Regions from separate parts of the Homo sapiens genome. Here all the other regions are linked to region 1. The links are chromatin loops, found by intact Hi-C in ENCODE. Cell type or tissue: B cell. All regions are shown on one strand. Links, peaks and the distances in the headings refer to the core of each region. The heading gives the core; the rest is flanking DNA.

What was found. Hi-C counts contacts between places; a loop is a spot of excess contacts. Peaks named below come from ENCODE experiments on the same cell type or tissue, not always from the same donor. Only the 100,000 strongest peaks of a DNase experiment are listed, where the experiment ranks them.
Region 2: it touches region 1 in a loop (5-fold over the local background); 2 of 110 quality-filtered maps call a loop at or near these places.
Region 3: a loop joins it to region 1, with 6 times the contacts of the local background. A loop is called at or near these places in 2 of 110 quality-filtered maps.
Region 4: a loop joins it to region 1, with 9 times the contacts of the local background. A loop is called at or near these places in 5 of 110 quality-filtered maps.
Region 5: a loop joins it to region 1, with 7 times the contacts of the local background. A loop is called at or near these places in 4 of 110 quality-filtered maps.

Annotation. Positions count from the first base shown.
Region 1 is chr12:104,639,479-104,646,093 of GRCh38, forward strand. The region is part of intron 2 of CHST11 (carbohydrate sulfotransferase 11); the gene reads left to right. Among named protein-coding and RNA genes, the nearest start is that of MIR3922, 51 kb to the left of the region's middle. RefSeq lists enhancers at 3,739-3,788, 4,686-4,735. In B cell, for the core only: a CTCF peak has its summit at 2,496 (motif pointing left); DNase peaks (open chromatin) are centred at 2,573, 3,167, 4,023 and 4,983; H3K4me3 peaks cover 1,490 bases; H3K27ac peaks cover 4,000 bases.
Region 2 is chr12:104,717,410-104,724,024 of GRCh38, forward strand. All of the region lies in intron 2 of CHST11 (carbohydrate sulfotransferase 11), which reads left to right. Among named protein-coding and RNA genes, the nearest start is that of MIR3922, 130 kb to the left of the region's middle. RefSeq lists enhancers at 2,949-3,038, 3,097-3,725, 3,699-3,748, 5,690-6,308. In B cell, for the core only: no CTCF peak of the experiment used is centred there; DNase peaks (open chromatin) are centred at 3,272, 4,762 and 5,062; H3K4me3 peaks cover 1,722 bases; H3K27ac peaks cover 1,354 bases.
Region 3 is chr12:104,379,701-104,383,700 of GRCh38, forward strand. It overlaps LOC105369949 (a long non-coding RNA gene), which reads left to right. Exons shown (of 4, transcript XR_007063432.1): 2 at 2,086-2,252. Among named protein-coding and RNA genes, the nearest start is that of CHST11, 75 kb to the right of the region's middle. In B cell, for the core only: CTCF peaks have their summits at 2,317 (motif pointing right) and 2,523; a DNase peak (open chromatin) is centred at 2,331; H3K27me3 peaks cover 445 bases.
Region 4 is chr12:104,566,417-104,573,031 of GRCh38, forward strand. The region is part of intron 1 of CHST11 (carbohydrate sulfotransferase 11); the gene reads left to right. Among named protein-coding and RNA genes, the nearest start is that of MIR3922, 22 kb to the right of the region's middle. RefSeq lists an enhancer at 3,554-3,643. In B cell, for the core only: no CTCF peak of the experiment used is centred there; DNase peaks (open chromatin) are centred at 3,485 and 5,215; H3K4me3 peaks cover 1,205 bases; H3K27ac peaks cover 3,411 bases.
Region 5 is chr12:104,580,465-104,584,464 of GRCh38, forward strand. The region is part of intron 1 of CHST11 (carbohydrate sulfotransferase 11); the gene reads left to right. Among named protein-coding and RNA genes, the nearest start is that of MIR3922, 9.2 kb to the right of the region's middle. RefSeq lists enhancers at 2,429-2,478, 3,305-3,374. In B cell, for the core only: no CTCF peak of the experiment used is centred there; DNase peaks (open chromatin) are centred at 2,447 and 2,977; H3K4me3 peaks cover 741 bases; H3K27ac peaks cover 3,624 bases.

The DNA of each region.
Region 1 (6,615 bases), core at 994-4,993:
GAGAAGTAATTTTTTCATGAGGCAGCCAAGCTAGGAGGTAGGAGAACAGGTCTCAAATCTGCCTTCCCAAAGATGGGATTTTAGGGATCTTTATGGGATAGAGGAGCAAGGTGGCCTGAGGCATGGGGAAAGGCGATTGTGGGTAAGAGAACATGAGGTAATTGGCAATCCATGCATACGTGGTCAAGCTTCATTGCCCTTCACGGAATAAGAGTTCAGAAAATGGTGGCATTAACATGATCTGAGGGAGTAGTGTTTGGCCCTCTGATGTCAAAAGGTCACCTCTCATGCCTTTGTGCAGGCCCAGTTGGAGGTCGGTGGTCTCAACCAGCTTGTGTTTGCAAAACACATACCTAAAAAAAGACTCATATACCAAATATACAGAGAACTCTTAAATTCAACAATAAGAGAACAAACAGCCCAGTTAAAAATGGGTGAAAGATACAAACAGATGTCGCCAAAGGAGATCTACAGATGGCAAGTAAGCATAAGAAAGGATGCTCTACATCATATGTCGTTAGGGAATTACAAATTAAAACAAAAATGAAATAACACTTAATACCTATTAGAATGTCTAAAATCCAAAACACCAGCAACACCAAATGCTGGTGAAGACATGGAGTAACAGAAATCTCATTCACTGCGGGTGGAAATGCAAAATGATACAGCCCTTTTGGAAGACAGTTTGGCAGTTTCTTATGAAACTAAACATCCTCTTATCATGTGATCCAGCAGTTGCACTCCTTAGTATTTACTCAAATGAGCTAAAAACTTATGTATCCACAAAAATCTGCACACAAATGTTTATGGCAGCTTTATTCATAATTGCCAAAACTTGGAAGCTACCATGATACCCTTATACAGGTGAAGGGATAAACACACTATGATGCATCCATACAACAGAATATTATTCAGCAATCAGAAATATGCCATCCAGCCACAAAAAGATATGGAGGAACCTGAAGTGCATATTACTAAGTGAAAGAAGTCAATCTGAAAAGGCTACGTTCTGTATGATTCCAACTATATGACATTCTGTAAAAGTTGGCAAATGTCTGTAAACAGCAGTAAATGACTATGGGGGCAGTAAAAAGATCAGTGGTTGCCAGGGTTTCAGGAGGTGGGGAGAGGGATGAACAGGAAGAGCACAAGGGATTTTTAGGACAGAAAACTACTCTATGCAATGCTTTAATGGTGGATACATGACATTACACAAAGAATGAAGTCTAATGTAAACTATGGACTTCAATTAATAAGAATGCATTGACAGTGGCTCATCAGTCACAACATATGTACCACACCAATGCAAGATATTAATGATAGGGACAGGAGGCAGGGAAATTCTGGGCAGAAGAGGGTTGGTCCCCAGCGAGGTCCCTACCCTCAAGCTGAAAAGCCTAATACTGTAGCCCAAAGTGAGACCTTACATCCCTGTTTTCCCGCTCAAATGTTGCCTGCCCCGACCCCCATCCTGTGCCCATAAATACCCCAGGCTCAGCCAACAGAGAGGGGAGAAGCAGCTGGACATTGGAGACTACAGTTGGATGTCAGAAGCAGCTTGACTTCAGAGGGACAGCTTGATGGCATAGCTTTAGAGATGAGTCCAATCGGGGACCACTGGACTCCAGGGGAAAATTACCTTCCCACTCCTTCCCCTTTTTAGCTCCCCTTCCTGCTGAAAGCCACTTTCACTGGCAATAAAATCCCCCACATTGGCCATCTTCAAGTCATTTGTGTGACCTCATTCCTCCTGGATGCCAGACAAGAACTCAGGTGCCACAAATGTGAATGCAAAAGGGTGTCTGTCACATGGACCATCCACTGAGCTGTTAACACTTAATCTGTCCATGGATGGCAAAGCTAAAAGGGCACTGTAACACTTCTTCCGGGGCTTCAGGGGTCATGGACACCCTCCCCTAGATGCTGCCACAGGGTCAGTACAGAGTTCGCTCTTGCTGGCACCCAAAAGCGTTCACCCCCACCTCCTGCACCCATTCACCTGTGTTCCCCCTCCTCTGAGGGGTGGAACAGTGAGTGAGTGGAATTTGCCCCTGCCAGCACCCATGTACTCCAGTTCCTGCCTGCAAAGGGGTCAGGGAAGTATCCTGCTTCATTAATAATGGGAAACTGGGGGTTAAGGTATGAGTGTATGTATATGGAAGCTCTATATACTTTCCACTCAATTTTTCTGTCAACCTAAAACTGCTCAAAAAAGAGAATCTATTAATTTAATTAAAAACAAAACTGGGTGGACCCTACCCACCTTCCTACCAGCAAACATGAGAAGGAGGATGGCTGTTCCCCAGTGCTGACGGGGGCACTCAACCTTCTGGGGGCAATTTAGCAATGGATAAGAAAATAAAAAGTCTGTAATCACCTTGATCTGGCACTTCTAGGAGTTTATCCTAAAGCCATGGTTCTCAACCAGGGGGGATTTTGCACCCCATCCACCCCAGGGAGGACATTTGGCAACATCCGAAGATAGTTTTGATTGTCAGAGCTGGGGAGCTGCTACTGTCCTCTAGTGGGTTGAGGCCAGGGATGCTGCTGAACGTCCTATGGTGCACAGGACAATCCTTACAACAGAGTCATCTGATCCTGTACGTCATTAGTGACACTTCTGAGAAGCCCAAATGAGGAACTGGGTAGGTACATAGTACTCATCTCAGTATTGTTCACAGTAGTGAGAAATTAGAAATGATCAAAATATCATGTGGCAGTAATTAAAGGATGGTATATCCATACTATGGGATCCTGTGCAGCCTTTAGAATGGCAGTATGGGAGTATGATCTCTAATATGAAAAAAAATGCTCATGAGACATACATGAAAAAAATTACAAAGCGACATGCATAGAAGAATTGTATCATTGTAAAGACAGAGTACCTATGCGCATTTCTTTTTTTACTTTTTACAAATTAATTTGATTTTTTTAAATTTTGAGACAAGGTCTTGCTGTGTCGCCCAGGCTGGAGTGCAGTGGCGCAATCGTGGCTTACTGCAGCTTCATCCTCCCAGGCTCAAGCAGTCCTCCCACTTCAGCCTCCTCAGTAGCTGGGACTACAGGCGTGTGCCACCATGCCTGGCTAATTTTTGTATTTTTGTAGAGATGGGATTTCACCATGTTGCCCAGGCTGGCCTAGAACTCCTGGGCCCAAGCGATCCTCCTGCCTCAGCGTTCACAAGTGTTAGTATTACAGCTATGAGCCACTACACCCAGCCTGTTATGTATCTCTGAGAAGACACATAACAAAATCTCAAGCCTGTGTCTAGGTGGTTGGAATATAGGTGGTTTTTAACTTTTAAAATTATTTTGGGGATTTAGATTTTTTTTTTTACAATGAACATTTATTACTTTTATAATTAAAACAAGAATACTTTTTAAAATTAAGAAATTATGCAACTAGATATGTAGTCAAGTAGAGGTTGCTTAAATACTAAGGTTTATTTTCAACTACTAATTACTTTCAAAAGTATTTTAAGGAACACATTGTCATACCAATTAGATGCCCACTACATGCAGGTTTTGTACATTTCATTTACTTCTCAAAAAGCCGTGTTGTAGGCTGGGCATGGTGGTGCACACCTGTAATGCCAGCACTTTGGGAGGCTGAGGCGGGAGGATCACTCGAGGCTGGGAGTTCAAGACTAGCCTGGGCAACATAGTGAGACCCCTGTCTCTACAAAAAAATTAAAAAATTAGCTGGGCATGACGGCACATGCCTGTAGTCCCAGCTACTTGTGGGAGGCTGAGGCGGGAGGATAGCTTGAGCCCAAAAATTTGAGGCTGTAGTGAGCTATGATTGTGCCACTGTGTTCCAGCCTAGGCAATAGAACAAGACCCTATCTCTTAAAACAAAGCAAAACAAAAAACCGCAAACCTTGTTGTTGCTCCTCACCACCCATTTTAGAGATGAGGAAGCAGAAGTTTGGAGGGTTAGATACGTCAGATGCAGAGATGGGGTTCTACCCTGTGTTTTCAAAGTCCAAGTCTTTCCCTCTGTACCATGGTAGGGGCAGTGTGCCACTGTAGTGGGTAGCGTGTTTGTGTGGGATTATCAGTAACAGATTTCTTCCAATATGCTCTTTTCAAGAACTCCAGCACATTTAGGGGATTTCCATTTGAGGAACTTAAGAGGACATTCAGAGACTTTTTCTTCACACACACACACACACACACAAAGTTCTCATGACTTTTTTTTGTTGTTGCACTTGAGGAGTTTTTCCTATCTGGAAAATTCCTTTGCCTGGAATGGCTTATTCTAGATCAGGGATGGAAACATCAGTTGTGCCTGAGAATCTGGTCTGGGTCTCATGAGCGTGTTTTCCAGCTCCTGGAAAGCCAAGACTTCACTGTTTTAACCCAGGGTAAGAAGGGACCTCTCTAGAACATTTCTCAGCTGTCATCTCATAAAGAGACTTGTCAAACCTGATTCCTCTGGTACCAAGAGGAAGCAATTTGAATTTTCTTATTTCCTCTGGAGTTTAGGGGTGCAGTTAGCAAACAAAGGAACCTCTTAGGTCTCTCTGCCTTTGCTATCTGCTAGTGGAGACTGCTTTTCTTGGACGGTTTCTGCAAGGAGCTGTCCGGCCAGTTGTGGATTGGCTCACGGGATGGAGAACTGCTTCCTCTGAAGAGAGGGACTTCTGCTTCCTCCTCACTGTGCTTATTGCTGCTCAGAGGCTGCTGGGAAATCTCTGCCGCAGCCACCCTCCCAGCGTGCACCTCCTGGATATCTGTCCATGGAAGCTCCTGGACACCCCCTACCTTCCCTGCATCTGGGTGGACTCCCGCATGCACTTGCTGCATTTCGTCTCAGGTTGCCTTTTGACTCTCCACCGCTTATGATTCCACTCGGTGGCCTCCCTACTGATGTCTTTCCTCAGCCATCTTGTAAGTGGTTTCTCCTTGGTTCCAGCCCTCACTGAGGCCAGATTCTGTTTCCTGCCTTCAGTGTCTAACGTGTGGCCAATCCTCTTTCTTCAAAGGCAGAGTGGCCCTGCTTGCATCTGCCAAAAAGACACACCTGGGCTCCCTGCAGCTGGCGTGGTGCTGCCTGGGCATCCTGCCAAGCCAGCATGCCCTCTTTCTAGGGGAGCTTTCCTGCTTCTGGTTTTCAAATCCTTGAAGCAGCACTGGGGAGGCGATGAAGAGGGTCAGGTTTGGAGTCTCTGGCTGAGTCCTGGCCCTGGCCCTGGCAGGCAGAGTGCAGCTGGGGTGGTTCTGTCTCAGAGCCCGGTGGCAGACTGACCAGTGTAGGTAGGGGAAGACTGGCTGGACCTCCATCTCAGATCTGTCCCTTGAAAGTAGGGTTGGGATGAGACCCCTTAGAGGCTTCAGTCTGGAAGATAGTGCAGGAGCAGAGCTGGTAGGATTTGCTGTAGAGACCAGCCCTGTGCTGGAACAGGCCCATGGCTTATCTGCATGAAACCTGAGGACAGATCACTGCAGCGAGCCTTCTTCCACTTTTTTTGTTTTGTTTTGTTTTTTGAGACAGAGTCTTGCACTGTCATCCAGGCTGGAGTACAGTGGCATGATGGCTCACTGCAAGCTCTTCCTCCCAGATTCACGCCATTCTCCTGCCTCAGCCTCCCAAGTAGCTGGGACTACAGGCACCCGCCACCACGCCCGGCTAATTTTTTGTATTTTTAGTAGAGACGGGGTTTCACCATGTTAGCCAGGATGGTCTCGATCTCCTGACCTCGTGATCTGCCCACCTCGGCCTCCCAAAGTGCTGGGATTACAGGCGTGAGCCACCACGCCCGGCCTTCCACTTTTAAATTAATAATAATAGTTCCCATGGTTGGAGGGCACCCACTCTGAGCCAGGTACTTGGCAATAATCCTCTGAGGTGGAATCTGTGATTCTCATCCCCACCATACAGGTGAGGAAACTGAGGCTCAGGAAGTTAAAGAACTGACCCAACAGAGAGCCAGGGGGCTGGGCCAGGACTGGAGCTCAGGCCTCCTATTCTGCTTTGCAAGAAATATTTGTGTTGGAAGCCCAGCTGGGCTTGTTGGAAAAGCAACCTGCAGGTGGGGGTGGGCACCGCAGTTGTCTTTATTTTGGCCCCTTCTGAGTTTGCTGTTTGTCTGCCTGGGCTCTGGGGGGCCCTTCCCACCCACTCACCTTCCCCTGCTGGTCCTGGCCTCCAAGGGCTCCAAGTCCTTCCCCCCCACCCTCCCCTTGGCTTAGCTGTGGACTAATCCCTTTTCCCATTAGGTGAGCCAAGACAAGATTAGAGCTTTATTAAAAGGAAATTAAACTAGGAAATGAAAGGATAAACAAACCTCAAACAAGAAAAAACAACAGCACCAAATAAGATGAGTTGACAGAGCACCACTCTTTATCCTAAAGGGTATCCATCTACCTACAAATTAGGGTGTGGCTCCCAGTGGGGCCATCATCTCTTCTTCCACCCTCACCAGCTCTGCCTGTCATGATCAAGCTCGTCATCATGGTGGCTTCAGCAAACATGTTCTTTGGGGACCTTGGTGATGGCACCATACTCTCCAGCGCTTTGCTCACACTAGCCCCTCCCCTGATTTCTTTCTGAGTCCCGCATGCAGGATGCTGCCGGCTCAGCCAGTGCCTCCCTGGTGAATGGACCCAGGT
Region 2 (6,615 bases), core at 1,537-5,536, 78 kb after region 1:
CTCCAGGCTTCAGGGATTTTTTTAGTCATTTTCCGGGGATGGTCATAAGTGCCAGCAAGACAAGCCTCAATAAAGGCCAATAGGCTGGGCGCTGTGGCTCACACCTGTAATCCCAGCACTTTGGGAGGCCGAGGCAGGGGGATCATGAGGTCAGGAGTTCGAGACCAGCCTAGCAAATATAGTGAAACCCCGTCTTTACTAAAAATACAAAAATTAGATGGTGTGGTGGTAGGCGCCTGTAGTCCCAGCTACTCTCGAGTCTGAGGCAGGAGAATCACTTGAACTTGGGAGGCGGAGGTTGCAGTGAGCCGATATCACGCCACTGCACTCCAGCCTGGGTGACAGAGTGAGACTCTGCCTCAAAACAAACAACAACAACAACAGCAACAAATTCGCTGGGCAAGGTGGTGGGCGCCTGTAATCCCAGCTACTTGGGAGGCTGAGGCAGGAGAATCGCTTGAACCCAGGAGGCATAGGTTGCAGTGAGCCAAGATTGTGCCACTGCACTCCAGCCTGGGCGACAGAGCAAGACTCTGTCTCAAAATAAATTAATTAATTAAATTAATAAATAAAAGTAAAAGACAATAGGGCAGTAGCCCAGATGCAGAATCAGGACTTGTTCATGGAGCCCCTCCCACGTGCCAGCGTTGGTTGCATTCAGCAGCGGCCCCACTCCTGGGCCCATCTTTATTGAGCACTTACTATGCGAAAGGTACTTTGCCAAGCATGAGATGCCCATTCCCTCACTAAATTCTCATGACAGTCCCTTGAAGTAGTTTCAGTTGTCAGCCCCATTTGACAGATGAGACAGCTGTGGTACAGAGGGGTTTTGTGACTTGCCTGAAGCCACACAGTCTGTCAGTGGCAGAAGTGGGATTTGAACCCAGGGAGTTGGACTCCAGAATCTTCTCTCTTTCCTGGCTTGACCTCCTACTTCTCTACCATTCACGCACATTGTTCCATTGCAGCTGCACAACCACCAGGTGAGGACGGAATTTCGTTTGAATCCCTACTGCTTAGATACGGAGACTGAGGCTGACAAGGATTGTGTGGCCAGCCCAGTGTCACTCAGCTGTTCAGTGAGCTGCCTGGGCTCTTTCTCCACATCACACTGCCTTCCGTGTGTTACTAATGAAGAATGAATTTCTAGAAAATGAATATTTTCAAAACACTCCCTGCCACCTGCAGTCCCTTTGAGGAGTGGCGATTGTTTGTAGTTCCCCAGGCCCCCCATAGAGGTAAGCAATCACTCCTACTTTAGAACTGAAATTGGGGGCGTCTCCTCCCTGCCACCCAGGACTGTCATTTAGCCAGCCAGCCTGAAGACTGCAGCAAGCAGGCAGATGCAATGCTTGCGAGAGTAAACTTGGCCAGTCTCCCAGGAACTCCTTAATGAAAAATTTCATTCCGGTGGACGAGAGTGGAGTCGACACAGTCCTCATTACTGCCCAGGTCTAAATTAAACAAGACAAGGGAGGTTCTTGAGGAGCAAGGCAGAAGTTACTGAAGGCTTGAACAGTAAATTGCAGGAAAGGAGCTTCTGTCGGGGAAGGTTCTCCGACTTTCCAGGGTGCATGGAACCCCAATGCATTTCTCCTTTGGAGGATCAACGGCCACTTAGGTTGAGGGTACAGAATGGGGCACAGTAAACCCAGCCTCCTCATCCTTCCCTCTCTTGCTGGGTGAGGGCTGGGCTGCAGGCGCGGCCCCCAGGACTCTGCCTTGGTGGCTATGGTTCCAGAATGGTGACGCCCGGAAGCAGACACTCCGCAACGTACTGTCTTCTAGGCTGACAGCTCTTGCCTCCCCAGCTTGAATACATGCTCAGTGGGCCAGGGTTGAGTTCTGGAGTCCCCATGTCCCTTTGTAGTGACACCAGCATCTCTTTCTAGATAAGGGGCTTGCATAAAGAAATGCCATGTTGGCTTACAAGTAGGAAATCATGTTCTTTCCCATCAATTGGATTTCTAGGTGACCACCTGAGATCCGAAGTTCTGGAAGTCAACACACCATCCACCCACGCTCCCCTTGCCCACTTCACTCTGTCTCTCTCGTGCACAGGTGCACGCACACAGGGCTCAGGCTGCAGTCCGACAGAAACATAGGCTTCCTGCCATTAATTGGAGGGCCCTGACTGCAGACACAGCATAACTATCTATTCATAGTCTTTTTTTAATTCTAAGAAATGCTGCTCTAGCTATTACCTACTTCAGGGCAAATGACTGGCTGGCGTTATCAGCATTTTTCAAGTTATAAACACCCCCTCTTAGCTGGGACCCCTCTTTATTTTCAGTGTTCTTCAGAATGAGGAGTTGGGGCATGGCCAGCCGGCCCTGGCTGTGGCATGGAGGATGGACTGGCCCTGGGCACTCAGGGAGGGGTGGCGGGGGCTGCACCCCATGGCCAGGGGACAGTTACAGGCACCACTGTCCCCAGATGCCCCAGGGAACACTGTGTCCCAGCTGCTTCTACGTAACAATCCAGGCCATGGCTTTCCTTGTCTTGCACCCATTTCCTGGAGGAAAAGCGGGAATGGTTTAGGAATGGGTCCCTGCTCCGTGGCTCCTGAGAAGAATTCCCTCTCTCCAGACTAACGCTGGTGTCCAGGCACTTTTCCGCCTTTAGATCCAAAGCTATGGAGGGGCTTGTAAACATGTTGCTTTTTGTAAATTGAATAAGTGGACTTGTCTAGTTTCGTAAACATTGCTGGCGGCATCCGGAGCCCCAAGAAGCACGCTTCCTCCTGAAACACTGCCCTGCAGGCAGGACAGCTCCCCGACTCTGGCATCAGCTGCCATGTCTTGAGAGTCTACTGTGTGCCAAGCATTTTACCTGCAGAGTCTAATTTTATCCTCAATCTTATGCAGTGGGTACCAGGATTTTCCCTTTTTACAGATGAAGAAACTGGAATTGAGGAAGGCCGAGTTGCTCCCCACAGCCTCACGATCGTGAGAGGCAGGGCTGGGACTCATGGCGTCCAAGGCGTTTGGTGCTGTGTCTCTCCCTGAGGGCTGCGTGCAGCCTCCCCTTCCAGACCCCGCACGGTATTTCCTCATCCAGGAAGACAGGACCTAGGGCTGGACGGCAGCTACACTCATGTCATGCGCTGGGAGGGTCTCCCGGGGTCTCCCCAGGACCACGGCCACCTACCACCCCTGTCCCCTGAAGATAAATGATCGCAGCTGCAAATTTCAAACAGTGTGACGTGCTGCGGTCGGCAGCCAAGACAAAAAACCCACAGACGTTTGGCCTTTGAGGCAGAGGAACACCACGAGCTTTCTGTTGCTTTTCTTTTGATCTGCTGTTTGATTTTAAAAAGGGGAAAAAAAAAATGGAGAGGATCAGTGAGTAGAAATCTAATTTGAAAAAAAAACAAAACAAGTTCACAAAAACAGGAAATGTCGTCTACCGTGGACCAGTCGCTGCTGCTTTGGGACTTTTAAAATGACAGCACGTCTTATAGACGCCGTTCACCTCTCCTAGTGAGCCTGGAATTCTGGGGCTCAGAGGAGCAAGGTTGAGAGGTCGTGGATGTAGGAAGGGCGGAGAAACCATCTCATGTGCCCCGCAGCGTTTGCTCCAGGGCCGGGGCTGGTCCTCGGCTAAGCTGGCTTCCTTGGTTTTTCTAAAGGAAGACTCATGACTTCCCTGAGAAATGTTTGCTTACAAAAGACTGAAACCCACCCTGTGGTGCTGAAACCAAGGGGAATTTAATGCAAGAGCAAACCCTAAAGCCAGAAGCTGGGTTTGGGCCTGGCCCCATCCCCATCCCCATCTCATCAGGCATCACAGATTTAAGGAGTAGGGCTGTGGGTCCCTGGTGCTCTCTGAGCCCTTAAGTCTCTGGTGGGGCTTATCTCTGTGTCTCTCTTTCTCTCCCACACAGATACAGACACACACAGCCACACACACACCAGAGCTACCTCAGAATGGTGCCTTCAGCATAGAGCCTTTAATCCCACATGGGTCCAGGGCCCCACTGGCTCACTGTCTCTGACCGTCTGTGCCACCTTTATGGGAAAGAGAGTCAGATCGGTTCATGTATCTCTGTGCCTCAGCTTCCTCTTCTGCAAAATAGGAATGCTAATGGTATTTCTATCCCGGAATGTCTGTGAAGGTGCCATGGGTTAGACAGTGTGCTCAACTCATTCAAACTCAGGCAAGTGTACCCCTGCGCCTGATAGAGAATGAGTGCTCAAAATGGGGTGTGACTACTGTCCTTCCTATTGTACAGCGTCCCTGGTATAAGGAGTTACGTGAACAAACGTTTTCAGAGCCACCTCAAAGAGAACACAACCAGCATAGAAAAAAAAATAGATCGTTTCACTGAAAGAACCACTATAAATACTCCATGATAAGTCAGATTTCTGGAAGATATTGTATAATTTTCAAAGCACTGCCACATACATGGCTCAGGCGATTCCCCCAATATTCTGAGATATTACTGAGACTAATAAACAAGGAAATAAGAAGTTAAGGTATTGCCTGAGGTTGCACTGTCTGCAAGTGATGGAGTTTAAACTCAGATCCACGTCCCACCTCTAAATTCTCTGTGGGTTTGTTGTTGTTTGCCTGTTTGGTTTTGGGGGGTTTTTTTGAGACAGGGTCTTGCTCTGTCACCCAAGCTGGCGTGCAGTGATGCAGTCATAGCTCACTGCAGCCTGGACCTCCCAGGCTCAAACCATCCGCTCCCCTCAGTCCCTGGAGTAGCTGGGACTACTGGCGCATACTACCACACTCAGCTAAGTGTGTGTGTGTGTGTGTGTGTGTGTGTGTGTGTATGAGATTTTACCATTGTTGCCTGGGCTGGTCTTGAATTCCTGGGCTAAGCCATCTGCCCGCCTTAGCCTCCCAAAGTGCTGGAATTACAGATGCGAGCCACTGTGCCTGGCCAATTTGGTGTGTTTTTAACTTCATCAGAGGTAAAAGTTTTCATAATCCATCATATTTCTCTTTATACCTTGGCTACTGGGAAGCACAAACTAAGTGTGATGCCCAAACTCAGCACTGCCCTAACCGTGGTTTTTAGTATATTTTGTATATTGACTGAACTGCAGTACTTAGATGAGGTAGATTGGTTTTCTGAAACACAGTGTAAGTGCCTCTGTAAAGTGGATGAATTGTGCCTTTGCAGACGTTCAAAAATGGTGAGGATGAGTTTTATTTCTAACACGTCATCGTTTCTGCTTGTGGAAGAGGACGGGCTATGGTGGACGTAGCCTGGCACCTGTTCCTTCCTGTGATCTGGTTCTCTCTTCCAGCCTTGCTGTCTGGAGTCGTTGCTGGAAAGAGTGTCCAAAGAAAACAAGGCCCCATCCCCCTGCAGGTCATCTTTCTGTTTCCTGCTGATACCTGGGGGGAGGTGAGGGGAGACTTTCTCAAAGGCCCTGGCAGTGAAACATCATCAAAGTGAGCCAAGACCTTTGTGAGGCTGAGATGGGGATCACACCTTTCCAGAACGCTCATAAGTGTCACTTCCTAAGGATTTCAAACCTGCACAGACAAACCCACGTGTCCTACGGGAAGGCTGCTCTGTGTCTAGGGGAAGGCTAATGACTTTCTTGGCCTTTGTCCCTCAGTTCTCAGGGGGGTGGTGCTGGCGTGCCCTGTCAGACCCACTTACCCCAGACAGGAGCCTGACATGCCTGGCTGAGTCCTGCCTCAGGACTGAGGCCCTGTGGCTCAGTTTTTTGATCTGTGGTGTGAGCGTAGTATCACCTCCCCTGGGAGTCATGATAGCAGTCAGCAGTATTAACAACAATGACAACAACGGCAGCTGGGCCCCTCAAGGACTGTATTTAATACTCACGATATCCCTAATACAGCTGTGAGCCCTTTGTTTTAACTCATTCCTGTCTTAAAATCGCTGATGAGAAAACAGAGAGGCTGCCGACTTGCCCGGGATCACACAGCAAGTACACACACAACATAGTCAGGACAGCCTGGCGGGCGGGGTGGGCGTCTGGGGGGCCGTGGGTCTGCCCCAGGCCTCTGCCTGCACCACCCCTAACCCTGAAGGCTTGTTCAATCTGTGGCCTGCAGTGAAGTGAGAATTTGCGCTCCCCTTTCCCGACACTCACTCCGATAAATCACTCCCTGTTTTAGTTTTATTGTTAGAGCGAGAATGAAACCTCCATGGAGTGCCCCATATATCTGCCTCTGGCTTCTTTATAGGGTCTTTGGCATAGAGAGACATGCCCCTGGGAGGTGGTAAGAGTTGGGTTAGCCAAGAGGTGGTGCCCAAATTAGACTCTGGGGTGAGGGGCTGCCTTGCTCACCCTGGCCAGGTACCCCTAATTACTGTGACCCTAAGTGGCCCTCCCTGGAAAGGGGCTCTGTCGTATCACTTTAGTGCCCAGAAGACCGAGCGATTGGACTGGGTGTTTTCTGACCTCTTCTCAGAGAAAAACAGTTCCTATATAAAACGAATTCTGTTCAGTGTTTAGAAAGGAATGAAATTTTGACACAAGCTATGTGGATGAGCCTTGAGGGTTCATACTGGGGAAGTAGGAGAAAGACATTTCACAGACATGGTGGTAAGTGTATATGTATATAATTGAACATATAAGGCATTACAGGCAATTATGTAAATTTGAGTTGAAGGAGAGCTATTAG
Region 3 (4,000 bases), core at 1-4,000, 260 kb before region 1:
AACTGGTCAGGAACCAAACCTGGAGATGCGCTGTATTTGGGTGTTTTTTGGAAGCTCTCCCTTTAGTAAAGTGGTTCTCACATTTGCTAAATGTGCACCTTAGAATCACCTGGGCAGTGTTACAAAATTCAGATGCTCAGGCCCTACCCTGGACCAGAGGAAGCCAGTCATGGGGAGTGGAACTTGGGCTTTGCTAGTTCATTACAAAATTTCTCAAGTGATTTCCTCATCTCTGTAGTGTTAAAATAAATTAAGATGAAGACCAGTGTGAAGAATCCCTGAGCAGACAAAGCCCGTTATGCTTCATAAGTGACCTTAATCTTCTTGATTTGCAAACATAAGCAAAACTGTATGCCTTTTTCTTTTTTCTAGCCTGACTTCACTAGCTATAACTTCTGGCACTATGCTGAATAAGGGTGGACCTCCTGGCTGGGCGTGGTGGCTCACGCCTGTAATCCCAGCACTTTGGGAGGCAGAGGCAGGTGGATCACAAGGTCAGGAAATCGAGACCATCCTGGCTAAAACGGTGAAATCCCGTCTCTACTAAAAATACAAAAAAAAAAAAAAATTAGCCGGGCGTGGTGGCGGGCGCCTGTAGTCCCAGCTACTCGGGAGGCTGAGGCAGGAGAACGGTGTGAACCCGGGAGGTGGAGCTTGCAGTGAGCCGAGATCATGCCACTGCACTCCAGCCTGGGTGACAGAGTGAGACTCTGTCTCAAAAAAAAAAAAAAAAAAAAAAAGAATGGACCTCCTGGCCTTGTCACTAATTTTGTGGGGGAAAGCATTTAGTCTTTCAAGCATTAAGTGTGTTAGCTATAGTTTTGTAAGTTTTTTTTTTTACAAATGGGTGCTGAATTTTGTCAAATGCTTTTTCTGCATTAATTTATATGATCATATTATTTCTCTTCTTTCACCTGTTAATATGGTGGATTGCATTGATTGATTTTCAAATATTCAACTACCCTTTCATCTGTGGAATAAACTCCAGTTGGTCATCCTGTACAATCCTTGAGATATATTGCTGAATTCTATTTGCTAATATTTTGTTAAGGATTTTCATGTATATATTCATGAGGGATATTGATCTGTAGGTTTTTTTTACTACCTTGGTTTTATTTATTTGTTTGTTTGTTTTTGAGACAGAGTCTCTCTCTGTTGCTCAGGCTGGAGTTCAGTGGCGCGATCTTGGCTCAGTGTAACCTCTGCCTCCCAGGTTCAAGTGATGCTTCTGCCTCAGCCTCCTGAGTAACTGGGATTACAGGCATGTGCCGCCATGCCTGGCTAATTTTTGTATTTTTAGTAGAGACAGGATTTCGGCATCTTGGCCAGGCTGGTCTCGAACTGCTGACCTCAAGTGATCCGCCCACCTCGGCCTCCCAAAGTGCTGGAATTACAGGTGTGAGCCACCGTGCCCAGCCAGCAGCCTCAACCTCTTAAGCTCAAGCAGTCCTCTGGCCTCAGCTTCCCGAGTAGCTGGGACTACAGGCACATGCTACCATGCCTGGTTAATTTTTGTAATTTTTATAGAGACAGTGTCTCACTTTGTTGCCCAGGCTGGTCTTGAACCCCTGGGCTCAAGTCATCCTCCCACTTTGACCTCCCAAAATGCTAGGATTACAGATGTGAGCCACTGTACTCATTCCTATCTGTGGTTTTAATATCAGGGAAATACTATCTTCATAAAATGAATTGGAAAGTGTTCCCTCCTCTTCTATTTTCTGAAAGAGAATGTAGAGAGATGGTGTGAATTCCTCTTTAAACATTTGGTAGAATTCTTCAGTGAAACCATCTGGATCTGGAGACTTCTTTTTTGGGAGTTTTAAAATTGCAAATTCGATTTCCTTAACAGTTGTAGGCATACTCAAATTATCTAGTTCACATTGGGTGAGTTGTAGTCATTTGTATTTTTCAAGGAATCGGTCCTTTTTAACTAAGTTGTCAAATGAATGTGTGTTCTCACTAGCTTTAAAAAATTCTCTTCCCTCCATTAGTTTCTCTCACATTGAAATGAGATGCTGATTCCTCCACATGCCTTCCCTCCCTCCAGATCAATGACAAAACGCATTCTCCTGTGCCCTAATCCAGGACAGCATTCTTGACAGGCAGAGCCCAGGATGGGGCAGTCCCGATGTAAACCCACAGTTTCGAGGAACCAGTTGGCCTTGGACCTCTCTGAAGAGCTCTGGAACCAGAAGGGGCTGGCGGTCCTCTAAGTCACCTTAGCCTACCTGGAGAGACCTCCGAGGCGGGAGGTAGGAGCTCCGTCCTTAAGGGCAGGTTTGAGAAGTCAAAAACGCTGGGGGCCCTGGGTACCACTAGGTGGCGCTCAAAACATACAGTTGCTCTTGGAGGCCAACAGTGGACCGAAGAACCTCTGTTTAGCTAGATTTGGTCTGTGGGGCATTTGTTCTTTAAGTGAGATGCACTTTAGAGTCTAGAAGCTGCAAGGACCCCACGAGCTCTGGGTTGGTGGACTTGGTAATACTTTCTCTGACTTCCCTACTGACAAAGGAGGGAAGGCTTGAGAGGTGGTGCTGGTTGGAGGCTCCTGCGAGATGTCAGAAGCACCTACCTCCGTGTGGGCTGCTGAGACAAGCATGCCCACGCGGAGCCTCTGTGTGGTTATGAAGTGTCAACACCCCGGCCAGGCCTGTAAAGAATCTTAAAGAATCTACCCTGGGCTCCACGTCCCTTCCAGGCTGGCTCAATGCCCACACCCCTTCCAGATCCTGCCCCCTGCAGATACTTTGATCTACCCCACCACGTTAAGTATACTTTAGGGAAAGAGTCCTCTGGAGTCAGTTGGGAGGCTCAAGGTTTTGTCCTGCCTCTGCCGCTAGCAGTGTGCCTTGGGCAAGACTTGTACACATCTTTGCTAGATTCTGGACTGAGTCCAAATCCTGTCTTGACCACCCACAGCTATGGTGCCCTCTTAGGAATGTTACTTAATGTTACTTAACCTTCGTGAGCCTCAGGTTCACAACTGTCATCTGGAGATAATAAAGACACTCATCTCATCTCATAGTGTAGTGAAGTTTTATTTTTTATTTTTTTAGAGACAGGATCTTGCTCTGTTGTCCAGGCTGGAGTGCAGTGATACGATCATAGCTCACTGTAACCTTCAACTTTTGGGCTCAGGTGATCCTCCCACCTTGGCCTCCCAAAGCACTGAGATTACGGGCAGGGAGCCACCATGCCAGCCCCAGCATCGAGTAAGTGCTTGATGGACATTGGCAGTTATTATTTTATCACATTTATTTATTTATTTATTTTGAGATGGAATCGCATTCTGTCACCCAGGCTGGAGTGCAGTGGCACGATCTTGGCTCACTGCAACCTCGGCCTCCCAGGTTCAGGTGATTCTTCTGCCTCAGCCTCCTGAGTAGCTGGGACTACAGGTGCACACCACCATGTCCAGCTAATTTTTATATTTTTAATAGAGATGGGGTTTCACCATATTGGCCAGGCTGGTCTCAAACTACTGACCTTGTGATCCACCCGCCTTGGCCTCCCAAAGTGCTGGGATTACAGGCGTGAGCCATCACGCCCGGCCATTATTATTATTATTATTGTTTTTGAGACATAGTCTCACTCTGTTACCCAGGCTGGAGTGCAGTGGCATGATCACAGTGCACTGCAACATCTGCCTCTGGGGCTCAAGTGATCCTCTCACCTCATCTTCCTAAGTAGCTGGGATTATAGGTGTGCACTGCCACATCTGGCTAATTTTTTTTGGAGGGGGGTGTTTTTAGTAGAGACAGGGTTTCACCATGTTGCCTAGGCTGGGTCTTAAACTCCTAAGCTCAGGTGATCCCGCCACCTCAGCCTCCCAAAGTGCTGGGATTACAGACGTGAGCCACCATGCCCTGCCATTCCTATTGTCACTAATTTTTGTACCTCTCCCATCCCAGCCCTAGCATAGGTTTACTTGTTTTCAATTGCTGCTCTAACACATTACTACTAATAGAATGGCTAAAAACAGCACAAATTTATTCTCTTA
Region 4 (6,615 bases), core at 1,217-5,216, 73 kb before region 1:
TAATTTTAGACTCACACAGGAGTTACTGTGACTCAACAGCTGAACAAAAACGCTTGGTTTCTCATGCTGGGAGATAGTCCTCCATCCCCACAGGTCCTGGCAGAGGAGCAACTTTGTGACTTTCACCTGAGGACCTGTGGGGTGTGCTCTCAGGGATTGTGAGGGTGGGTTCTGGAGGGATCTTCTCAACACAGACAGCCTTTTTCCTCTCTTTGCAGCAGAGGGACTCCTTTGAACCCATGAGTGTGGCCTTTATAACTCAATGCTCAGAATGTTTGAAAGAATAGGTCTTTAGAAAGTCGAAATTACCCTCTGTTCGGGAAATTACAAACACCTACAGGTACATACACCTCCCATGTTCCCCTAGTGTGAGTACGGCAGACATCACTAATGGATCCCAGCACCTTTCTCTGTGCTGAACCTGAATGGAACCTTAGAATCTTTTCCCCATAGTGCCTGAGCCTGAGAAAATATATACTTTTATAGTTATAGAAATTGAGACCCAGAGACTTAAGTATCTAGTGTAAGGCAGTCTTCTTGTAAGGTGAATGAATATAAATATATATACACACACATGTATATGTAAATTTTATGTTGGCAAGTTTTGCAAATTGTTCCTGATGGAACACCTCCCGCCCAATACATTTAAATCTGAGGTTCTTTATCAGGACCAATTTGCAAAACTTGTTGCTGTCTCTAAAGAATGGAGTACACTATCACACTGACAAAGTAGTGTATCCCTTACGCTTGCCAGTTTGAGCTGCAGGAATATTTGGGAAAATGAGCTGCATGTGTCAGATGGGCCACATCACCTGGAGCAGGCAGAATGCACCTGAGATGGAGGATGACTGACAAGTTGGAACATTTTTTGCTAGGCAAGGAGGTGCAGTTACAAAATATCTGCCTGCTTCAATCAGATCTGGCAGAAAATGCAATCCTTTCCTAGAGGGTAGAGAAACATTTGTTTGAAATGATTAGTTTCTTTTTGGGTAGAAAGGTGTTCCCTGGGTGGATGTTTTATGAGGCTTATGTCTGTCCCTCTCTCCCTGCCTCTTCCTTTATTTCCTTTTGTCCTTTAAGATCCAGCTCCCTTCTCCAGGAATCTTCCCCTCTGCTGCCTGCCCAAAGTACCTCTAGTTCCATTCCTGTTGAAACACTTAATTCTGTCCCCAGTGAGAGCCTCACAGCTCCACCTAGCATGAGCTCTCCTGTGAATTTTTTCCTGTGTACCTGACAATGTTGAGCAAGGATCCAGGGTCACACAGCCCATGAGCTGTGTGCAAAGTTTAGAGGTTGCCATGGTCTGAATGTTTGTGTACCCCCCACAAATTCAAGTGTTGAAACCTAATCCCTAATGCAATAGTATTGGGAGGTGATTAGGTCTTGAGGGCTCTGCCTTCATGAATGGAATTAGTGCCCTTATAAAAGAGGCCTGAGGGAGCCTCTTCACCCCTCTGCCATGTGAAGACACAGAAGGCATCACTGTTTGGTGCCTTGCCAGACACCGAATCTGCTATTGCTTTGATCTTGGACTTCCCAGCCTCCAGAACTGTGAGCAATACATTGATAAATTCCTTAGTCTAGGATATTTTGTTATAGCAGCAGGAGTAGACTAAGACAGAGATACCAAGTTTGTCTGTGGATTTGTGGCTTCCCAGGGCAGGTGAGCCTGGAGGAAGGACTCGTATGTGTGTTGTTTTTCTATGCCAGGAGTCAGAGGTTGGGCTGGGTCCCATGATCAGGGCTGCTGTTTAGGGCCGGGGTCTTCCTGTCTTCTGGCCTTGTGAATGGCCTGGTGCTTTGCCTGGCGAGAGGAGTCAGACTTTCCTCTCTTGCTGCAGTGTGTTGTTGCTGCTCTGCTGTCTAGCAGCTACCGTTGCCATGGAGCAGCAAGAGGTACTGTGCCAGTGGCCCCCCTCCCACTGTCCTTGCAACAGCTCCTCTGTCTGCCTCCTTAGCCCTCAGCCCTGCCATGGGATGGGAACAGAGGAGACTGCAGCAGCAAGTGTGGCTGATTTTAATTGATTTCTGCTTGGTACACATTTACTGATGAGCTGTAGGTCAGCAACTTCCAACAGAGCTGAGATGGGAAGAGAATGGCTGGCTGCCTAGTTGCTTCCTGGGACTTTGAATGGCATCTTGGCATTTTACAAATGTGATCATGGGAGCTGCTGATGGGACCTCCCCTAGAGATACAATGACAGCGGCACCTGTCATCTCTACTATTATCTATAATGTGGCTTGTATTTATCAACTCACTTAAACCTGCAGGCAGTATTATCTCCATTTTACAGATAAGGAAACTAAAGCTCAGAGAGGTTAAGTAACTTGACCAAATTAACACAGTGAAAAAGGGGCAGAGCTGGGATCCAATCCCAGGCAATATGGCTTTATAGTTCATGTTCTTAACCACTATTTTATACTGCCTCTGTATTTCTAAACTAAAAGTTGAAACCTACCATTGGAGATCTTTAAAAATAAAAGTAGGTCATTAGCTCTTTAAGACAGTCTATGTATGTAGCGACATTTATTAAATACTGACTGAATAAAGTACCTAAGAGTATGCCAGGTACTCTTCTAGTTGCTCTCATGTATTAGCTCATTAATCCCCACAACACTCCTGAGAGGTAAGTATTATTATTTTCATCCCCATTTTGCAGAGGAGAAAACTGAGGCATGGAGAGGGTTAGTATCCACGGTCACAGAGCCAGGATGTGACAGGACTGGAACCCAATTGTCTGGCTCTAGATTCTAAATAAAAGTGAAACTACTAGCTTATGAAACAAAATTTGACAAACCTCTCAACTTGGTTATTCTGACGGAAGAAATTCTAGGAATAGAGAACCCTCCTGGAGTTACCGTCTTAGTTACTAGAGCTCAGTTTGTGAGACTCCATAGCTTTTCAGAATATTTTATATTCTGAATAAAAAAATGCACACAACAAAAACAACCAGATACATTTGTTCAAAGGAACGATCCTCAGGATTTGTGGACAGTTCACTTCGAGACCAGTGTCTCTTACAATCTCAGTTTTCTGTCCTGAGCAGTTACCTTCAAAACTTAGGGGAAGAGCTCAGAGGATGTCTGAGTCCATTTTGCATCTTCATCACACAGAGCTCTGTGGCTGAGTGCATCATAGCTCTTAGGTACAGCAGACCTATTGGATTGATCAGCAGCAGAACTGTTATGCCTGGGGTAAGAACATAATGAAGTGGGGGAGATTCCAAGCTAGGAATTTGGGGCCCAGATTCTAGGGGATGCCTCCAGGGTTTTCAGGCTGCACCTTCTCCATTGATCTGCCCAGTTTATGGAGCCACAGGGGAATAAGTCCTGCTATTGAAGGTGATGTTGGTGCAGGTGGTATTGGGGTGGCACCATTGACCATGCTGCACTGGGAGTCCCCAACCCTGGGCTTTCCCTTTTGAGGTTCAGTGTAGGCTCTTGATTCTGCTTCATAATCTTACTTTACAGTTGGAGGAAGAGGACGGGTTGCGAAAGGAACTTCCTTTGCATGCGGTCAGAGTGCTGGGCCATCTGAACAGCCCCCTCCACGGTCTGCAACATTTCTACATTCTGATAGAAACAGTTAGTGGTCTTGACGTGTCTGACAACCTACAAAACCAACATATCCTGGGGTTTGATCTCTCTGGTGGTGTCAGAGGAGTCCAAAGTGAGCATCTGTAAGCTCGGCTGTGATCCAGCCTATTTGGGAGGATCTGTATTAAACCAGTGACTGCCCTCCCCACCCCACCTCTACTCCTAAAGGGTTCTGTTTCACAAGAGCCAGGCTCAGGTACCTGTTTTTCTCCACCCACACCTTGTTTATTCCTCTTTTCCTCACTGTCTTCGTTGTTGTTCTTGTTGTATATGAGAAAATCGACTCATTTTTAACATTTCGCAAGCCTCCCCCTCCCACTAGTAGGTGTGTGAGCAGCTGCAGATTTTACCGTCTGTAAACCTTCCACACTCCAGCAGATCCTCTTTCCACCTTTCAGCACTGTGCAGCCCACCCAAGCCACGTGCCTTCTTGGTGTCCCATCTATGCCTCTCTCTGAAATCAGGAACCAAGCTCACTGGGGATGAGCATGGCAGGACCTCAGGAAGAAGCCTACTCCTTTCCTTCCTGCAAGAAAATGTGCCAGGCATTTAGTATTAGGGATACAGAAGTGGATACACAAGATTCTTGCCTTCAAGCAACTCGGGAATTTAGAAGGAATAGCAACAGTATTAACAATTGCTACCATTTATTCAGTTTCAGTATATGTAAGCCACTGCACTTTTTTTTTTTTTTTGAGACTGAGTCTCGCTCTGTCACCCAGGCTAGAGTGCAGTGGCGTGATCTCTGCTCACTGCAGTCTCTCCCTCCCAAGTGCAAGTGAATCTCCTGCCTCAGCCTCCTGAGTAGCTGGGATTACAGGCGCCTGTCACCACACCCGGCTATTTTTTGTATTTTTAGTAGAGACGGAGTTTCGCCATGTTGACCAGGCTGGTCTCGAACTCCTGACTGCTGGTGATCCACCCACCTTGGCCTCCCAAAGTGCTGGAATTACAGGCGTGAGCCACCTCACCCAGCGCACTGTGCTTTTCCTGAATGATATCATCTAATAATTCTCAAAACCAGCCTGGAACGTAGGAATTCTTGTTTTCATCTTGGAGATGAGAAAATGGCAGAGAGGATAAGTTAATCAGCTGAGGTCACATAGCTAGCAGGTGGTGGACTCAGTAGTTTGTCTTTGGAGGACAGACAATTTTTTTTTTTTTTTTGAGATGGAGTTTTGCTCTTATTGCCCAGGCTGGAGTGCAATGGCCCGATCTCAGCTTACTGCAACCTCTGCCTCCTGGGTTCAAGCGATTCTCCCACTTCAGCCTCCCAAGTAGCCGGGATTACTGGCATGTGCCACCATGCCTGGCTAATTTTGTATTTTTAGTAGAGATGGGGTTTCCCCCTGTTGGTCAGGCTGGTCTTGATCTCCTGACCTCAGGTGATCCGCCCGCTTCGGCCTCCCAAAGTGCTGGGATTACAGGTCTGAGTCCTGCACCCGGCGACAGACAATATTATTAAGAACAATGTTGACTGAACGCCTCCAGCGTCCCACTTGTCAGTGCTTGTAGACACAGGCTTTCAGTCTCCTGAAGTGCTGTGGACACTTTGATCAGAGAGGGTCATGGCTTGTGAGGATCACCACACAAGAGGAAGTGGCAGCTCAGGTCTGATGATGAAGTTTGTCTGACTCCAGACCTTTCTGGCTCCTAACCCCTGGACCGTATCACCTCTCATCAAAACAGTGCAAGATGTATTATCAAATCCAGCCACTGGTTAGACTAGAAAAAGGAGCTATTAGGAGTGGTGACAGAGGGCATCCCTGTCTTGTGCCGGTTTTCAAAGGGACTGCTTCCAGTTTTTGATCATTCAGTATGATATTGGCTGTGGGTTTGTCATAGATAGCTCTTATTATTTTGAGATACGTCCCATCAATACCTAGTTTATTGAGAGTTTTTAGCATGAAGGGTTGTTGAATTTTGTCAAAGGCCTTTTCTGCATCTATTCAGATAATCATGTGGTTTTTGTCGTTGGTTCTGTTTATATGCTGGATTATGTTTATTGATTTGCATATGTTGAACCAGCCTTGCATCCCAGGGATGAAGCCCACTTGATCATGGTGGATAAGCTTTTTGATGTGCTGCTGGATTCGGTTTGCCAGTATTTTATTGAGGATTTTTGCATCGATGTTCATCAGGGATATTGGTCTAAAATTCTCTTTTTTTGTTGTGTCTCTGCCAGGCTTTGGTATCAGGATGATGCTGGCCTCATAAAATGAGTTAGGGAGGATTCCCTCTTTTTCTATTGATTGGAATAGTTTCAGAAGGAATGGTACCAGCTCCTCCTTGTACCTCTGGTAGAATTCGGCTGTGAATCCGTCTGGTCCTGGACTTTTTTTGGTTGGTAAGCTATTAAGTATTGCCTCAATTTCAGAGCCTGTTATTGGTCTATTCAGAGATTCAACTTCTTCCTGGTTTAGTCTTGGGAAGGTGTATGTGTCAAGGAATTTATCCATTTCTTCTAGAATTTCTAGTTTACTTGCATAGAGGTGTTTATAGTATTCTCTGATGATAGTGTGTATTTCTGTGGGATCGGTGGTGATATCCCCTTTATCATTTTTTATTGCATCTATTTGATTCTTCTCTCTTTTCTTCTTTATTAGTCTTGGTAGCAGTCTATCAATTTTGTTGATCTTTTTAAAAAAACTAGCTCCTGGATTCATTGATCTTTTGAAGGTTTTTTTGTGTCTCTGTCTCCTTCAGTTCTGCTCTGATCTTAGGTATTTCTTGCCTTCTGCTAGCTTTTGAATGTGTTTGCTCTTGCTTCTCTACTTTTTAATTGTGATGTTAGGGTGTCAGTTTTAGATCTTTATTGCTATTCAACATAGTGTTGGAAGTTCTGGCCAGGGCAATCAGGCAGGAGAAGGAAATAAAGGGTATTCAATTAGGAAAAGAGGAAGTCAAATTGTCCCTGTTTGCAGATGACATGATTGTATATCTAGAAAACCCCATCGTCTCAGCCCAAAATCTCCTTAAGCTGATAGGCAACTTCAGCAAAGTCTCAGGATACAAAAT
Region 5 (4,000 bases), core at 1-4,000, 60 kb before region 1:
ATGCATGGTAGACATGTCGATTATGGATAAATTAAAGGCAAAATAAATGAATATTCAGTATGTCAGACACAATCAGAGAATGGTAGAAAAATATGTAACTTAACTTTCAACCTCTATAACAGCTAGGATTGTGCCCCATGCAAAGCTTCCTGGAAGTTTGGGAGCCCAATTTTTTCTCTCTACTTGTTGTAATTTACTTCTAGGATATAGCTGGGCCAGGAGGATTTTGTCAAGAAATGGGTGCTCAGTCTTCTGAGGCTCCATACTTCAGTTGGAAGGAAGGGGAATTTTCATATTTCTTGTTTTCTTTTTTTGTAGAGACGGGGTTTCAAGTCCAGGCTGGTCTTGAACTCCTGGCCTCAAGCAATCCTCCTGCCTTGGCTTCCCAAAGTGCTGGGATTAAAAGCATGAGCCACTGCACCTAGCCTGGGTTTTCATATTTCTTATAATTGTCTCAGAACTTTCAGTTCCAATACACTCATCGTGAAAAGCAAGTGAAGCCTTGAATATTGATGTTTATTGAGATCAGGACAAAGTGAAAGGCAAAAATCTGAGTGCCTTTTCTGCCTTTTCTGGTGTTTTTCTGGCCCTCCTGTTCTGTCCTGATTTCTGTCCCTGAACTCCTGACCTTGGACATGCAGGAGCTACTTCTCCCATCAGCCTTTTCTGAGTAGAACCTCTGATAAATGGATGCTTCTTGCATCCTTATCCTTGAGGACTTTGGACTCTGATCCCAAGGGTGTTGGCCTTCATTAGCTTCAGGGTGTTGACTTGCATTAGCTTCTGCTGGGGGAACAACCTCAAGCTTGGCCAGGTGGCAGATATCTGGAAGTCTTCATGACATACTAATATTTGTTGAGATATTAGTACTATCTATGTTTATATATGTATATCTGTGTTTATGATTCAAGCACAGCTGTGTCAACTGTTTAACAAAGTTTTATGGGAGAAAGCTTGATAATTGAGGAAAATTTATCCCTATTTATTTATTTGAACCACAACTTCTTGTAGTTTTTCAGACTTTGAGAAAGCTGGTTATGATTTGATGTAGTGGCCAAACATTGTCGAGTGACTGGAAACCGTTGATTTAAAGGAACACTGCCTGGGATTTCTGGCCTCAGTGAGGGCTGAGGCAGTTATTTGGTGGGCAGGAGGGTGGGGAGGGTCTTTCTGGGTACTGCTGAAGACCCACTACCTCTGTCTAACCTGACAGAGACTTCCCCAGCTGTTCATGACATCCAGGGCAGTGACCTTGGCTGTGTGAGGAGTGGCTCGGGCACAGGTGGTCTCAAAGGGCCTGTTACCCTGGAGCTGCCTCCCTGCATCTTAGCAAGCCTCAGAAGGCACAGGGCATTTTGATGCTGTGGCACTTTGCCATTTGAATTTGAGGAGATTTGTCTTGGCTTGGAAAACAAAGCATTCAACTTGTAGCAAACTAAAAGAAAAAGGAAGAGAAGTTGAGAACAAACACTCCATCCAGGAGTTTGGGCTTTGAGATGGGGATGGGGATGGGACGGAGGGAGGTGGAAAGGAAGTAAGGGATGCACTACGTCATTATCGTCAGCATCATCATTCTATCCTTATTTCATCCAGTCTAAGAAGACTATGGTTGTAGGATGCATCCTTATTTGCGAGAAATTGAAATATGGAAATGTGCGCCTGAGAGTTGTGGCAGCCAATGCACTCAGTGCTTTCCGCTCATGTCCTCCTCTTAATAACTTTATCAGGCAGGTTCTCTCATTATTTCCATCTTATTGGTGAGCAAACTGAGATGCAGGGGGTTAAGAAGCTTGCAGAAGATCACTCTGCTGGCCAGTGGAGGGGCCAGGATTTGAGGCAGGAATTCTAACACCCTTAGAGCCTACCCTTGGCTACAGTGCTCTGCTCCTGAGCAATGAAATCAGCGTTGGGGTAGTCATGTGTGTGTGCGTGTGTTTGTGCTTGAAGACTTTGATGTCAGCATTTTGACCAGATGTGTCAGACAGATATGTTGCCCCTGCCCCATCACCTTTACTGAGTTACTTAAACCCCAGGCCCCTGTTTTCATGTTATTATCTTTACTAAGGGATGCAACTGGAGTTTAAGTTCTTTCTGTGCATTTCACGTCCCCTCTGCACGCCCTTCTCATGGGGCCAATCACTGTTGGGAACACTCAGAGATAATAAACATTTCCCTGCTGTATCATCCTAGAGGATCTGTCATTTATTAACTGTGTACCGTTGGCAAGAACCTCTCTGCACTTGTTTCCTCATCTGTATGATAGAAATAATACATCTCGGGATGGTAGTGAGGAAGGGAGGGTTATATAAAATGACTTCCACTGAAGTGCCTGCCTGGCATTCAGCATTGTATAGAGCCGGAACTCCAAATGTCTTCTGCTTGTACCTGTTTTCCTTCTCCCCAAGTCACCCAGCTCACAGGTGGCCGCAAGCTCTGAACTGGAACTGTTTCTAACACATCTGGCTGCTTCCCCTAGAGACAGACATGCAAATAGCTTCATATCCTCTTGTAGCTGTAACCATTTGCAGACACCTTATTGTCTTACAGCTTTTTAATTTGCCTGCACAAATAGACCTGCCTGGCCAACTTGGAGGGAATTTTAATATCTAAGTGCGGCCACATACATATGTGTTGTATACTGGGGCCATGCCTTCCTGCTTATCAAGGCAACAGAAATCTTGTACATGGTTTTCTTACTTTCTGGATAAAGATGGGACCTTGTCTCTCCATTTTGTCATAACACTTTTTTATCTTTACTTTAAGATGAAACCCTCCTTAAAATTGTGAGTGTTTCCCTGGATTTCCCTGGGGAGAAACCACTACAGTGGCTTTGATTCTTTTTCCCCTCCTTGGGATCATTCTGATCCCATTCCATATCTTTGGAGGGTCTATGGAATGGGGCTCAGCTTTGCATCTTGGATTCACAAGAAGGGAAGCAGGGAGTGAGGGAGATTGGGGGACCGTGGGCGTGTTTCATCAGATGCAGCTCCAATGGCCTTTTCCCTCTGACCATATTTCAACAACCACACTTGACACACAGCCTAGCCTCCCCCAAAGCTCACGTGTGCACCCTCTGCCCCTGTCTGGGGCCTCCCCTATTCATTTTCAGATCGATTCTGACACCTGCTTTTATCTCCCTTACCCCTTCAGCACTTCTTGATGGCAGCAACTTAAGTTATACTTAAGCATCCTATATTCCTAAAATATGCAGAAATTAAACAAATGCCTTGTGCTCTCAGTTTTCAAAGATCTCTCTCTTTTTTTTGAGGATGGAGTCTCACTCTGTCGCCCAGGCTGGAGTGTAGTGGCGAGATCTCAGCTCACTGCAACCTCTGCCTCCTGGGTTCAAGCAAGTCTCCTGCCTCAGCCTTCTGAGTAGCTGGGATTACAGGCACCTGCCACCACACCCAGCTAATTTTTGTATTTTTAGTAGAGATGGGGTTTCACCATGTTAACCGGGCTGGTCCCAAACTCCCGACCTCAAGTGATCCGCCCTCCTCGGCCTCCCAAAGTGCTGGGATTACAGGCGTGAGCCACCGCACCCCGTCCAAAGATCCCTTGAGTAAAAATATTCACATCAGTGGCTGCAGATAGATAATTGTTTGGTTTTTGTTGGGGAAATTCCAACTCTTTGTTTAGAACTTGCCTGATTTTCAGTAGCATCTCTAACACTTAGAGTTGATTTGGATCTGGCATTATGTTGAGTCATCATTTTTAGTGGGAAGAATACTATACAATGTGAAAGAAAGTGTAAAAAGTACTCTATTTTAACAAAGTTGTTTTCTTTCTCTTTCTTCTTTTTTTTTTTTTTTCACAGCGTCTTACTCTGTCACCCAGGGTGGAGTGCAGTGGTAGAATCTACGCTCACTGCAACCTCTGCCTCCCGGGTTCAAGCGCTTCTTATGCCTCAGCCTCCCCAGTAGCTGGGACTACGGGTATATGCCACCATGCCTGGCTAATTTTTGTATTTTTAGTAGAGATGGGGTTTTACCACGTTAGC